Linked DNA regions of Homo sapiens: region 2 is linked to region 1. A link is a loop called in an ENCODE intact Hi-C map of the cell type or tissue named here. Cell type or tissue: PC-3. All regions are shown on one strand.

Region 1 (2,500 bases):
AACCTGGCCAGCCACCGCCCTCCTCCTCAGTTAGCCTTTGGCTCCCAAATGCTGGCCATTGCACTGCACTTCCCAGGAAACCTAGTGTCGGGGAGTCTGCTGGTTTCCATTTGATTTTAAAAAGAAGTAAACAATTGCACAGTGAGTGCACGGATATGGTGAAAATGCAAAGCAAATAACAAAGTCTGCAACTGCAGCTCCAGGGAGTGGTTCCCACTCTCAGAGAGATTCTCGGTGCACAGCCCCAGCCCCACTCCCGGAGGACCCCATCTGTTGGTTTATGTTATACATGTGGCTTTAGAGGTGCAGAAGACTGATCCTGAGAAAAAATTGGAAAGTGACAATGAAAACAATTTCCAGTCTGAGGCAAAGAAATAGGTCAAATACCTGAACTCCCGGCCCTATCTTGAAATGCTATAATTCTCACCTTCAAACAGAGCAAGCAGGCGTATTCAAGCCATTCTAATGCTCCTTTTCAAACCTGTGGCTCCAAGCCAGTTGGGTTTGGAATCTACTCAGTTTGTGTTTTTGCCAAGAGTTTTGTGGGTAAAAAGTTTAAAAATAGCTATATACACGTAGGATGTCTGTAGGGGAATGAGGGTAAATTCTAGTTTGGGAAAAGGTTCTGTAAGCAAATGCCCTCAGTGTTTAGCCTTAATGTTAGCAAAGACAAGAAACATTTCAGAGATCAAAGTAACAACCTTGCCCTGCTCTTGGTCCGAACCAAGATGCAACTGGATCCATACGAGAGTGTGGATAGAGTGACTCAGAAATACATCATGAGGGCATTTAAAGGCCCGGAAAAAATAATTAAAATTTAAAAAGAGGTAAGGGAGGAAGAGGGAGAGAAAAAGTCCATATGGACAGGCTTGAAAAGTCAGGACTCTTCAGCCTGGAAGGATGAAGACAAATAGGATCAGAACCAAAACAGAGTAAATGGCTGAGGTTAAGGTAGACACAAACAGGCTCAGTAATGGCCTCATGTGTTTTCCTCTGTGCACATGATTTCTCCCTGTTGACCCTCCAGGACATTTGAATATCATGAAATAAGCAGCCTGATCAGGGTAGGGGCCTTGACACAGGAATGTGATAATGGGGTTTATCATGAAAAGCACATCTGCTGGCAGCAGAGAGGCTGCCCTGTGCACATAAAGCACTCACACATGCATTCCTTCAAATCTTATTTATCCAGGTCCTATTTTGGACCAAGGACTAGTTTATAATTGGCCTGGGTAGATAAGCCATATGCCTAAATCACTACAAGTCTAAATAACCTGTGATTTGTCCTTAGTCAAGGATGACCTCATGAATTTTAGCAGGAGGACGTGTGCTCTGGCAGGGATAACTGGGCAGGCTTTCTGAAAGAGGCAGTGTTTGCACTGGGCTTTGGTAGACAGCAGGAGTTTGATGGGCAGAGATGGTGAGTCACAGGAATAATCTGAGCTTTGGCCCAAAGGTGGGAGAGCCCAAGGTATGTTTGGTGGAGAGTTAAGAGCCCGTTTGGCTGGAGCATGTAACAGTGAGTGCCGAGATAGCAAAGGTGATGGGGCCAGGCAGCAAAGGCCTCCAGAGCGTGTCTGGGAAAAGGGCTTTTTTACTCGGCAAGAGGGAGGCATGGGATGGTCTTGAGCAGAAGGATGTGCAAAGATCTTTTAAAAAATAATTGGTAGTTGTGTGTAGATGGACAGGAGTAGATTGATGCTGGGCCAGGAGATAGTTGGGAATCTATGGCCACAACCTTGGAAAGTGGTAACCCAGCTCATCATGATGATGGGTACAGGGCATGACTCTCAGGCAACAAAATCAGGGGTGTAAAAAATACTTCTGCGTTTTCTTTAAACCAAATTAATTCTGACTGGAAGCTATCATCCTGTGTGTCATTGAAAAATTCCATTGTAATCATAACTGGGGACCCCTCCTCTGAATAGGGACACAGTAGACTCTAGAAGGATTATGTAGTAAGTGATGATGGGGATGGGCCTCTGCTCTCTTGTGGTGCTACTGACAACATCCTTACCGTCCCAGCCCACAGTGGCCCACGAGGGCAGTTTCTGTACCATAAAGACAAATATGCCGAGATGTGGAGTATTAGAGGAGTATTAGAATGTCCCCACTTTACAGATGAGGAGACTGAGTCACAGAAGGTTAAGGAAGTTGTTCAAGTTAAGGATTAGAAGACCCTTGCTCTAACCACTAGTTTATCCCACCTGTGTAACTAAGGTGGGAGGGAAAGGAAGGAGCAGAAACACACAACACACAAAACCTGGAGAGGACAAATGAGATGGAGGGGACAGATGTGATGTGATGTGAAGGTGCAGAACACTCAAAGGGGGCTAGGGTTCTCCAGGTTTTCATTTTTGTTTTAGACAGGGTTTCACTCTGTCACCCAGGCTGGAGTGTAGTGGTACCATCATAGCTTACTGCAGCTTCAAACTCCTGGGCTCAAGTGATCCTCCTACCTCAGTCTCTCAAGTAGCTGGGACTACAAGGATGCATTGCC
Region 2 (2,500 bases), 500 kb before region 1:
GTACACGCTGGCTTGGTAAGATCAGGTGTTTGGCCATATAGAGAGGTGAATATCATGCTGAGGTGATCTTTCAGAGAGGTTATGTGTGGCTTAAGCTTGGGGAAAGGAGTACTGGTTACTGTAGAGCAGACTGCTGGCTCACCAGTCCACTGGACACGATGCTCCCAAAGGGCCTAGGGGAGAAACAGGGTGTACCTTTTTCCCCAGGCTTCTGGTTGCAGTTCAGCCCCACCTTAGTACCTGGCTCCAGACTTTCGTCTAGCAGTTATCTCCATGGGTAACATTAAAAAAAAAAAAAACTTCTATTTTATGTATTATTTTTTGAGATAGGCTCTCGGGATTTTTGAGATAGGCTATTTTTGAGATAGGCTTTCACAGTTGGGATTTGTCTGATGTCTTTCTGATGATTACACTGGAGTTATGGGTTTTAGAGGGAAAGATCACAGAGGGACAGGTGCCTGGGCAACATTTTTCAGTCCTGCAGGCCTCCTGATGTGGCTGGAAGGTTCTGTGAAAGCACTTATGTCTTATGGGTGATTGACTCCACCAACATCACACACCATGATAAAAAACGGGTTTCGACTCTCCAGCTCTTCCAGGCCAATGTGGATTTCTAGCTTCTTGAGAATGGTTGATTTAGCTTCCCAAGACCTCAGTGGTTTTATGAAATACCGCCTCATTTCTCCAGAATGATTTCTACTTAACAAAACACCTCCATGCACTGTTTACCGTGCTCATTGTGGGAACTGCTCTGATGGGGGGATCAGTCCCCATGATGTCACCTCATGACTCCTGGGTCACACAGCCGCTATAGATGGTGGCTTGTCTGCAGAAAGGGTCCCAGTTGAGTTTTGTTTTGTTCAATTTCAGTAACCATGCTTGTATCACAGTGGGGCCCAGTGGCTCCTAAGGTGAGCCTTCTCATTGTGTGGCTCCGCAGATTGGGACTTTTACACACATGCACCTGTTTCCAGTTCCTTCTCCTGGCCACAGCAGACTGCCAGCCTCTCCTTCTGGGTGCTTTGTGGCCTCCTGTTTTGCCTCAGAGGGACACAGATGATTTCCTTCCTCTTTTCTTGGTGCTTCATGTCACCAGCTCCGTGGCTGATTTGTCTAGGACAGTGATTCTCTCTTCCCTGCTATTGCCTCCTTTTCACTCTGAGACATCTCAGGCGCTTCCAGGAAGCTCAGATAACTTGTGGAACGTTTAAAGCAGAATTGCTTTTAGTTCACTTGAGTTTTGTTGCTGTTTTAACCTGGATTTTGTATACATGTTACACAGCGCTTTCTGGTAGGAGGGAGTTTTAGGGTGGTGGCAGACAAGGCCTCAAAATGGAAGGATTAGGTGTCTAGACTCAGTTTGCAGTCATTGGTACAGGCTCCTGGCTGACTCAGATATGACTCAGCAGCCTTGTTCGCTCTGGCTGGGTGAGGGCCTTCACAGACATTTTAAAAGAGAATAGCTCTGTACAGACAACATTTTTCCTATCCTTTGAAGGCAGAGGAATATTCAGTTGGGCCAGGCTTAAGCTGAATATGGTGTTCAACCTGACTAGACTTTCTGAGTCATGAAAATGTGGAGTTGCTTTGTCTCATTTGTCTCAGGTGAGAAAACAATATGTTTTAAGATGAGTAGAAATAAATTCGACTACAGCTTTGAGTTTTATAGCTTGATTAATGGGGAAACTCAGGCAGGGCACGGAACTTCTCTGCTTTGTCAAAGGAGTTGTGGCTCTTGCTCAGATCCTCGTCTGTAGGTTCAATACTTAGGTGCCCTCTGCCTTGGGTTAGTGATAAGTCACGTATGTCCACTGATGCTCAGAGAGGATGCCGTTGCATTCATTGGATGCTAAGAATGCAAGTTTGGACTTAGGTACTGGGTACAGAGAAAAAGGTTTAAACAGCCAAGATCCATTAGTCGACTACCATGCCTATGACTGTGTGTAATACCATAAGGAGAAACGGCACATTAGACAGGGTCCCTTACTCATGGAGTTCTAAGCCTGCTGGGGAGGTGGCTGTGTCCAGTGATAACCATGATACAAGGCAGAGATTGAAAAGTGTCATGAGCAAGGACTAAGGGTCACAGCAGAAGTTGTCATCTTATTTATGATGTGCCTGAGATACTGTCTGAAGAGCAAACTTTTGACCAAAAAAAAAAAAAGATCAGCAGCAGGAAACCCTGACATATCCATGCAAAGGTAAATTATGTAGTCATTAAAACGAATAGGGTGGATTCATATGTAACAAAATCATCTCCAAGACCTCTTGTAAGTCCTACAACTCAATAGCAAAACAAACAAACAACGACGTAACTTATAACCGGATTTGAAAATGGTCTAAAGACTTGAATAGACATTTCTCCAAAGAAGATACACAAATGGCCAACACAAGCTGGGCACGGTGGCTCATGCCCGTAATCCCAGAACTTTGGGAGGCCAAGGCAGACAGATCACTTGAGGTCAGGAGTTCAAGACCAGCCTGGCCAACATGATGAAAC

What was found. A loop is a pair of places that touch in the nucleus more often than their neighbours do. Peaks named below come from ENCODE experiments on the same cell type or tissue, not always from the same donor. Only the 100,000 strongest peaks of a DNase experiment are listed, where the experiment ranks them.
Region 2: it touches region 1 in a loop (8-fold over the local background); 16 of 110 quality-filtered maps call a loop at or near these places.

The regions. Positions count from the first base shown.
Region 1 is chr13:51,290,447-51,292,946 of GRCh38, reverse strand. No RefSeq gene overlaps it. Among named protein-coding and RNA genes, the nearest start is that of SERPINE3, 48 kb to the left of the region's middle. In PC-3, no CTCF peak of the experiment used is centred here; a DNase peak (open chromatin) is centred at 1,356; H3K27ac peaks cover 1,120 bases.
Region 2 is chr13:51,792,592-51,795,091 of GRCh38, reverse strand. The region is part of intron 2 of DHRS12 (dehydrogenase/reductase 12); the gene reads left to right. Among named protein-coding and RNA genes, the nearest start is that of DHRS12, 10 kb to the left of the region's middle. RefSeq lists an enhancer at 945-1,304. In PC-3, no CTCF peak of the experiment used is centred here; a DNase peak (open chromatin) is centred at 1,401; H3K27ac peaks cover 861 bases.